Linked DNA regions of Homo sapiens: region 1 is linked to region 2. Evidence: chromatin contacts called from ENCODE Hi-C or POLR2A ChIA-PET data. All regions are on one chromosome and are shown on one strand. The core of a region is the stretch at or near the end of the contact, and the rest is flanking DNA. Distances in the headings are between cores, read along the strand shown. Region 1 has its middle 12 kb from the start of CXCR5. Region 2 holds the start of DPAGT1 (dolichyl-phosphate N-acetylglucosaminephosphotransferase 1).

Region 1 (4,623 bases), core at 394-2,893, 230 kb before region 2:
TCGGGAGTTTGAGACCAGCCTGACCAACATGGAGAAACCCCATCTCTACTAAAAATACAAAATTAGTTGGGTGTAGTGGCACATGCCTGTAATCCCAGCTACTGGGGAGGCTGAGGCAGGAGAATCGCTTGAACTGGGGAGGCGGAGGCTGCAGTGAGCCGAGATCGTGCCATTGCACTCCAGCCTGGGCAACAAGAGCGAAACTCTATCTCAAAAAAAAAAATAATAATAACAATTATTAAATTTAAAAATATTTTAACTTAAAAATATTATGTAATTAGATTTTTTTTTAATGCTGGAAGAAGCTTTCATTAACAGTTACAAGCCAGGCACAGTGGCTCATGCCTGTAATCCCAGCACTTTGGGAGGCCGAGTCGGGTGGATCACTTGATGTCAGGAGTTTGAGACCAGCCTGACCAACATGGTGAAACCCTGTATCTACTAAAAATACAAAAAAATTAGCCAGGCATGGTGGCGGGCACCTGTAATCCCAGCTACCTGCGAGGCCGACGCAAAAGAATTGCTTGAACCGGGATGGCGCCACTGCACTCCAGCTTGGGCAACAGAGTGAGACTCTGTCTCAAAAAAAAAAAAAATTGGTTACAGATTACACCTTGTTTTCTTTAAAGCCTTTAAAGAAAGTGTAATCTGTAACTATTAATAAAAGCTTCCCAAACAACGAAACTGTTTACTTTCCCGCGCAGGCTCAGGTTGCCTCCAGCTAAACACAAATGTGGGGGCTGGAGAAAGGCCTGGAGAGCTCCCAGCGCCCTCTGAGACATGGCTCCAGGTCACACAGCCCAAAGCCTTGGCCTGTTTTGTACGTGGACGGGGCAAAGAGAACACCCTCGCCGCTTCTCTCTGCCTTTAGCAGGGCTGTAGGAAACCCCCACCAGAGACCTCCAGCTTGGAGAGGAAAGAGTGGAACAGCCCTCTGGAAGCAAGTTACCCACAGGTTTAGTTTGCCTGGAGAGAAACAGGCCGGAGAGAGACTGCGGCCTCCCTAGGGTCTTCTGACGGCAAATTCCTCCAGCTCAGTGGCTGCTGGGCAGCAGCACAGCCGGTTTCTCTCAAGGGCACACCCCACACACCGCGTCACTGTGCACTAGCCTCAGATGACAGACAAGCCTTTCACAAGACTTTTGTGGCACTGTTCATTTCTGAGACCTTCTCTATGATGAGCTCAAACTGCTTACCTCAGAGAAGAAACTGCGTGCACAGAAAGCTGCTGAGGCCAGCTTGGGGCCCCTTCTTTCCTGTCCCTGGGCACTTCCCTGGCTGCTCTCTTTCCCCACTGCCCAGCCCAAGGAGTCCCCTCTGCAGCTGACCCGGGTTCAGCCTCCAGAACAGCGAGTTCCACAGCCCTGAAGCCTGGCCATCGTCCCTTTTCTGGACACTGGACTGGTTCATAGGGCTCAGTGCCCTGCGGCTTTCTCCTCCCCACCACAGGCCTGGGAGGGGCAAGAAGCACCAGTTTGTTTTCTGGGTCAGCCTGCAGCAAAGAGCGACTGCCCTCACCGACAAGCTGAGCCTCTCTCCCAGCAGCACCCCCACAGTAGCCAGCAGGGGACCCTGGAGGATCGTGGAGCTGGATCACCACCCAGAAGACATGAATTCCTCTTGTCCAGAGGCAGAACAACAGCAACAGCAGCCACTTATGCTCCTGTAGTTTCCAGAGCACCTTGCTTAATCGGAAGTAGGATGTTACACTCCAGAGACTACTGATTTACATATCACACATGTGCTCATCCATCCATTCACCAAACCTCTGTTGACTGCTCGCGCTGCCCTGCGTTCCTGGCACTGTGCAGGGTTATAATCTAGTAGGAAAGACCTGACAAGGTCACAGATGTCAGTACTGAAAGGAAGAGTAGGGTAGATGGCCACCCCACCCCCACCCCAACCTCAAAAAAGAGACTAAAAAATTACTGTCACTTGTGTAATTCATCAACAAACTTTACTGAGCACCTAATAGGCACTGAGTGTTTTCGTGTATTGATCACGCATTGATCCTCACAATAACCTTTGAGATGGGTTGTGCCATTTACACAGGGCGAAGAAGAGAGACTGGCCACTGTCACACAGCTACTGATATCCAAGCTGAGATCCAAAGCTCCTCTGCTTCTCCTGATGAGAATGAGCACCACAGGCAGGCCACAGAAAAACACCCAGGAGAGCCAAACTCAGACCCACCCCAGATTTCCCACCCCACCCTCCACTGGCTCCAACCTCACTCCCTCTTCATTCATTCAGCCAGTCTGTCAAACACAGTTATTGTACTCCTGTGGGGTGCAAAGCTCTTGAGGAAAGGGGAGGAAGGAAGAATCATAAATGGCTTTGTCACCCAAAGGCTGTGATATGGGCTTAGTGCGGAAATTAGAGTATCACTTATCAGCGTTGGGGCTGCCAGGGTTCAAAAAATACAGGTTAAGGGTGCCCGATCTCACCTTTGCGTTGTGGGTGGCCGGGGCGCAACGGTTTAACCTTGAATTTAGCAGGAGTCTCTTTGTACGAGAAAAGGGGCACCTGAGAATGGGCCCTTGAGGAGTAATTTAGGCTTTTCGGTCAATCCAGAGGAATATTATGGGAAAGGGCCGCGCCCGAATTCCCAGGAACTGGAGAAATCTTTAAGCAGAGGGGGTGGAGGGCACCAAAAAGAGGGAACGCTACTGGGGTTCAACTGGCTGGAGGACAGTGCACCCCCAATGGGGGAACCAAGAAATAAATTTGGGAAAAAACAGTAGACAATCTATAAAATTTTTTTTTTTTTTTTTTGAGACGGAGTCTCGCTCTGTCACCCAGGCTGGAGTGCAGTGGCGCGATCTCGGCTCACTGCAATCTCTGCCTCCTGGGTTCAAGCAATTCTCCTGCCTCAGCCTCCTGAGTAGCTGGGACTACAGGCATGCACCACCATGCCTGGCTAATTATTGTATTTTTAGTAGAGACGGGGGTTTCACCATGTTGGCCAGGCTGGTCTCGATCTCTTGACCTCGTGATCCGCCCACCTCGGCCTCCCAAAGTGCTGGGATTACAAGCATGAGCCACCGCGCCCGGCTGACATTCTATAAATATTTATATCTGGGAAACAAAAGCGGGGAATTGGGGCCAGGTTACAGAGGACATAAACTGTGGCACCAGGGTTGGCACTTGCTTCTCTGTTCACAAGAGCCGTTGGCGGGATTTCCCATTGTCCCCCTTGGGTAGGTAAGGCCAGGTGGCTGCTCCATCTCTGCCACCTCCAGCGCCGGTCCCACTGTGTCAGCAGCCCTGTCCCCTACTGCTGTGTCATCAATTACTCTCAGGTGCCTGGCCCCCACCCAGTGGCCCCCACCTTGCAGCCCCGAAGGCTTCCTTCCTGGGGCAGCAGGGCCGAGTCATTTGGAAACCTCTCTCGGAGGAGCTCCGTGATCAAGGTGCAGATGCGGCAGGTGGGCCGGCCTCAATCATGTCTCCAATTGCGACGGTGAATGCGGTGAGGAGTTTCGTTGGCCCATCACCTCTGCCTTGGGCCTGGCTCACTTTCACTGCTGAGTTAGTTCCACGGCCGCCTTTGATGATGCCGCTTCAGCATCTTTTTTCTTCGGCGTTTCCTGCTCCTTTGTTTTCAAGGTCACTCTGTCCTGCCTGCCCCACTCTGGGCCACCCAAGGCCAAGCCTCTAAGCTCCGCGTTGCTGACCACAGTTCTTCACACTAGCCTCACTGCGAGGCTCCGTCCAGACTGAACATGGGGAAGATGAACCTTTCACCATTTGATGTCTTGAGCTTCTCCTCTAGAACAAGCAGGCTAGCTGCCCTGCTCAGGGCCGGCTCATCTCTTTCTCCCTGGAGGACAGAGCTCTGGGCCCTGAGTCAGAACTAGCTGGGGTTCCTCACTAACTGGGTAGACTTATATGATGCATGAGACCTATAGACTCTTACTTAGTTTTCTCAGAAATAACATAGGCCAAGAACGCCTGCTTGCCTGTCTCCACAGGCTGGGATGAGGCCCTTATGAGACCAAGAATGGGAGAGGGCTTCATAAACTGTAAATTAATCTGGGAGCATTACAGTCATGGTTATTAGTTTACAGAGATTGAGTTCACGTTGTTATTTGCTCTCTTAGCACCCTGTTCTTTTTCTTCATAGCACTTTCACATTTTCTAATGATATTATAAGTTATTATTATTACTAAGCACGTAGTTTATGGGTCTAATGCCTCCCTCCTCACCAGGGTATAAGCTACCGCAGAGTGGAAGCCATGCTTCATTTTGTTTCTCATCACTCTGCCAGCACCTGGTTCAGAGCCTGTAATGTTGTGGGGGTTTAAGGAATACTAACGATAAACTGGTGAGTTATTTGAGGACCCACGACCATCCTCGCAAGAGACTTTTGTTAGGCCAGTCTGTCTTGTCCACTGCTGAAGCCTGGCATTTGGTAAGCCATTCATACCTGTTTTTTGGAAGTTGAGATGAATACACCTTAGCCGGGTGTGGTGTCTCACACCTGTTATCCCAGCACTTTGGGAGGCCGAGGACGATGGATCACCTGAGGTCAGGAGTTCGAGACTAGCCTGGCCAACATGGTGAAACCCCATCTCCACTAAAAAAAAATACAAAAATTAGCCAGGCATGTTAGCCCACCTG
Region 2 (4,660 bases), core at 1-2,500:
AGGGGCAGCAGTGGTAGGACTACCTACCCAAGTCCAGATGCAGGCCAAGTATCGGGCGGAAGGGCTTGGGCACCACAATGGTCGTGTTGCCAAAGTTGGTGAAATAGACCATGAGGAGAGGTAGTGAGGCAGCTGTAGGTAGCAGCAGCTTATGGCGCCAGCGCAGATTCAGTACATCATCCGCAAAGCCCAGGAAGATCATGCAGCAGATGGCAAGGAGGGCACCTATCAGGGCCACAAACTGGGGGAGGCTCGGGCAGGTCCATGACTCAAGCCTGCTCCCATTCCACCTTTTAAGAATTCCTGTCTTTTCTGATAATTTCTTAGCCCCTCCCCACAAGCCCAAATAACCCCAGTTCTCTCAGGTACCTCCCAGGTCCCAGCCACAGGCAATCACCCCCACGAACCCACTTACTTCATGGTGGGGGAATGCCTTACACTGCTCCTTCACAAAGCAGTTCAGGAAGGGGAAAGGGATGAAGCAGAAGAGGATGATAAGGAAAACAGCACCGCTGATCACTCCCTGGGATTCTGGGCTGTGGCCCAGCAGCAAGGGGGCGAGGGGGAAGAGGAAAGGGGGCGTGGTCACTCACTAGTGCAGGTGTTACAGTAACCCAAAGTGGTCTTCTCATTCCCGGTTTTTTATTCTGGTAAGTGGTGAGGGGGGCGGAGGGAGGAAAGCACCACTGCCAGAGTCCCAGATATACCCAAGGGTCCCTACCCATCCTTTCCCCAATGCGAGTAAGTTCTGCTCATCACCTCTCCGAGTTCCAGGCTGCCTGGGTTAGTTCTGAGTCTTCACGTGTGGTCAAGCACCCCGGTTCCCGCCCCTGCCCTAGCCACTCCTTCCTTAGCCCTTGCCCCCTGCCCGGACCCGTGTGCCGCTGCTCACATCTGCTGTCGGCTGGTTTTGTTGAGGTCCTGACCACAGAGGCGCGCAGCAATGAAGTGGCCCCGGAAGGCCGGGATGAGGGTGACTGTGGCCACAAATCCCAGCAGCGAGACGATCAAATTGATCAGCAGCGGCATGGGCAATTCCGAGAAGGCCCACATGGTGACCGGTCAGGGGCCCGGCTCCGCCGCCTCTTCAGGTAACGGGCAAGCTGAGCAGCAGTCCTGAGGCCTCAGCAGTATGGAGTGGCCGCTCCCCACAGGCAGGCTCTTCCCACACCAATCTGAGCAAAACCCAGCAACTCTGACTTGAGCCGCCGTCGGGACACCGGGGAACCTCTCTAAGGCAACCTATGTTCTGCCCCGCTGCACCCGCCTATCTACTGTTTCCGCCCGGATCTTGTTCGCTGAACAACCATTACTGCGGAAGGCGGCGGCCGCCATTTTTAATATGGGCATTAGAGGGTGGGGATGGAAGTGGAAGAGAAGTGTGATTCCAAATTTCATCCTATGTTCAAGAGTAGAATCACCGAGAGAGTACTGGAAACGCAATTAAAGAAAGGCAGCCAAGAACGGATACTTCCCTAACATTATGTTAAAGATGTACTACCCAGAGCGGAAATGCCAATTGCCCGGTTCCAAGATGAATGCCTCCTTGTACCACGTGTCTGACACCGCTCACATTCCGGTTCCACGTCAGTTTTAGCTCCGTCCGCCTCCATAGGTCAAGCTTAAAGGGCCCGTACCTCTCCCTTAATCTGGGATGCCTCCGGCTCCAGGAAGATGGCTATTGAAAGGCAGGGGGTGGGGAGGAGGGACGAGGGTGTGGAGACGCGCCTGTTTCTTGCAGGAAACCTGTTGCCAACATAGTCGGAAGCCAAGGTAAACACAACTCAGTTCCCGGAAACAAAGCTACGATTTGGAAGGATGGTGTAAATTCTAAAGCGTAGATCCTTGAAAAGCCCCTCCCACTCTGTTTTTCTTGTCCTCGATTCTGGTATTTTTTTCTCAGCATCCCACCCACCTTCTGCCCCAGCTGTAGCAGTTAGTTGCCCGGCAACCCAGCGCAGCACTTCACTGAGGGATTGGGAGTACCCTCAGGTCTTGGATTTAACTCGAGACTTCAGCTTGGCCGTGGATCACTGCATTGTACCTAGCTCCCACAAGGAGGAGATGGAGATTTCCAGGCTGAGGCTCTGGAAAGAGCTGAGGAGGGAGAGGAATCAGACCCACAACTGATTTCCTGTGAGTCTGAGGAACTCCCAGTCAGGTTTCTTCCTGTAGGTCACTGTGCATTTTGCTTGGCCTCCTGCAGGTTGCTGTGCATTTTGCTTGGCCTGTTCCCCTGCAAACAACAATTCACCAGCTTTTTTTTTTTTTTTTTTTTTTTTTTTTTGAGACAGAGTTTCGCTCTTGTTGCCCAGGCTGGAGTGCAATGGCGCGATCTCGGCTCACCGAAACCTCCACCTCCCAGGTTCAAGAGATTCTCCTGCCTCAGCCTCCCGAGTAGCTGGGATTACAGGCAGTAGCTGGAATTACAGGCATGCGCCACCACGCCCGGCTAATTTTGTATTTTTAGTAGAGACGGGATTTCCCTATGTTGGTCAGGCTGGTTTGGGACTCCCGACCTCAGGTGATCTGCCCGCCTTGGCCTCCCAAAATGCTGGGAGTACAGGCGTGAGCCACCACGCCCAGCCAGTTCACCAGCATCTTTATTACCTTTCATTCCCCGACAGGCTCTTAGGCGGCAAATGATTTCCATTTGTCAGAGAGGAAGTCACCACCAGTGAGTTAGGGAAAGGACTCCAATAGCCTAGCGCTTTGTCCACTCTTCCCTCTATGGCATGTTCCAGGAGTCAGGGTCATGTTGACCGTTTTTAAGCCGAAGATAGTTTCTTCTTTCCCTCAAAATCAGATGTGAGGCCGGGCGCAGTGGCTAACGTCTGTAATCCCAGCACTTTGGTAGGCGAAGGTGGGTGGCTCACTTGAGGTCAGGAGTTCGAGACCAGCCTGGCCAACACGGTGAAACCCCGTCTCTACTGAAAATACAAAAATTAGCCGGGTGTGGTGGCACATGCCTGTAATCTCAGCTACTCAGGAGGCTGAGGCAGGAGGATCGCTTGAACCTGGGATGAGGAGGTTGCAGTGAGCCGCGATCATGCCACTGCATCCCAGCCTGGGCAACAGAGGGGAAACTGTCTCAAAACAAACAAACAAACAAACTAAATCAGATGTGAAATGGCTTTTCTACTTGAAAATGGCTCTAATTAACAACAACAAAAACCCAGATATGTATAAAATACATAAATTTTCGTAATTTACTTGCTAGTATTCCACCAGATTTTCAGTACTTATCCCACTGCTATTATTTTTCTGTGTGTGTTGTGTGTATGCACGTGTGCCCCTTTTAAACTAGAAACTCCCGGGAGGCAAGTGTTTTCTCTTCCACAGGGTGTCCCCATGGGGCTAGGAACACAGACATCTGTGTACAAGGAAGGCATCATCACACATAATGAGGCTGAGGCTGAAAGGAGGACTGAGGGCAATAGGTGCATATGGAGGGAGCAATTAGTTGTGACCAGAGTAAGTGGTCTTGAGGAAGAGAAGTATCATTTCAGTAGATTATAAGAGTAGAAGGACCTTTCACAGGCAGCGACAGTGAGACACCAGAAGCTGGTGGAAAGGAGGAGCTTGTGGGATCCCAGAGGAGGCAGCATTCAGTTATCTTGTTGATGACGAGTATACTGAGACTCCCTGGAGGTCTGAGAGCCAGTCTGTATCTATTTCCTTTTTTATTAGGAGGCCAATCCTAATAAATCTTCCTTCCCAGCCTGGTATTGGGAAGCTTTATCTCTTTCTTCTCCAGAGATCATTAGCCCTCCCTACCACCACCCTCCTGGGGAGGGTGGAAGGATGTAATCAAAGACAAGAGAGACTAAGGATTCATCATCCACATATACATGTTACTATCAGAAAATGGTTACTAAGATACTTGTCAGATAATCTGAGTATTTTTGTTCCCATGATGATAAAGTCCCAGTTGATGATCAGACTAATCAGAAGGAGAAACAAACACATGACTTTTGGCTTCACTTGAAATTGTGTGCCTTCCCTGGTAAAAGTTCAAAGCGTTTTCCTGAATGCTGAAGCCGGCCCTAGGATTCACAGACCAGTTGACTTGTCAGTGGCCCTGGACTGAGCAGACAGTGTTTGAGATGCACACCTCTTCTAAGTAGCCTTGAGTGGCTCCCAATGAGCAAGGCCAATCCACTGAATGTGATTGCTAGACAAAGCCTGTCCCAAAAATGTTTCATAGTGCCACAAAGACAATGAGACCCCTCTGGATAGTCTGGGGCTGTGATACTTGCAGGACTCTATCTGTGGCTCTGTCCAGTCAGCTGAATCACTCTTTTTCCTTTTCCTCCCACCTCTCCCCTCTTAGTCTAGAAAAAAGTTGTTAATTAAAAGCAAGCCCCAGGATTTCCCATTCCACTGGTATGGCATGAATGATATTTCAAAAGACAGAAATGGCATAGAAATTCTCAAAGCATACTTGAGTATTTTCTGTTAGACTTCTTAAAATTACAAAGTTTGTTAATCCCTACTATGTGCATAGGAAGCTCTTCAGTACTGTGGAGGATACAAACTAATATAATTGCAGTTGCTTGCCCCCAGGGAGTCTACTTCAGCATATTTGGAGCATCTTGGTTGAATTTGAGGGAAAAGAGATGACTAAGACATGGTTCCCACCCCTAGGCAGCTTCCTGAT

Evidence for each region. A loop is a pair of places that touch in the nucleus more often than their neighbours do. ChIA-PET counts read pairs that join two places held with the same protein, here RNA polymerase II (POLR2A). Pooled maps may share reads with other maps.
Region 1: a pooled map shows a loop between it and region 2 (2.5-fold over the local background). The contact joins the enhancer-like site here to the promoter of DPAGT1 in region 2. A Hi-C loop is called at or near these places in 6 of 50 pooled maps. POLR2A ChIA-PET finds 5 or more read pairs at or near these places in 4 of 52 experiments (B cell, K562, activated CD4-positive, alpha-beta T cell and 1 more).

Annotation. Positions count from the first base shown.
Region 1 is chr11:118,869,173-118,873,795 of GRCh38, forward strand. No RefSeq gene overlaps it. Among named protein-coding and RNA genes, the nearest start is that of CXCR5, 12 kb to the right of the region's middle. RefSeq lists silencers at 889-938, 949-1,038 and enhancers at 1,469-1,548, 3,411-3,600. Within about 2 kb of position 1,644, at least 33 of the 41 ENCODE cell types and tissues checked have a DNase peak (open chromatin) inside an H3K27ac peak, as active enhancers do; they include B cell, where a contact is called at or near this core.
Region 2 is chr11:119,100,603-119,105,262 of GRCh38, forward strand. DPAGT1 (dolichyl-phosphate N-acetylglucosaminephosphotransferase 1) reads right to left here and starts at 1,251. Exons shown (of 9, transcript NM_001382.4): 1 at 893-1,251; 2 at 416-536; 3 at 28-241. The coding sequence starts at 1,053. It also overlaps a transcript of C2CD2L not described here. RefSeq lists enhancers at 379-1,092, 904-2,103, 1,286-1,595, 1,807-2,519.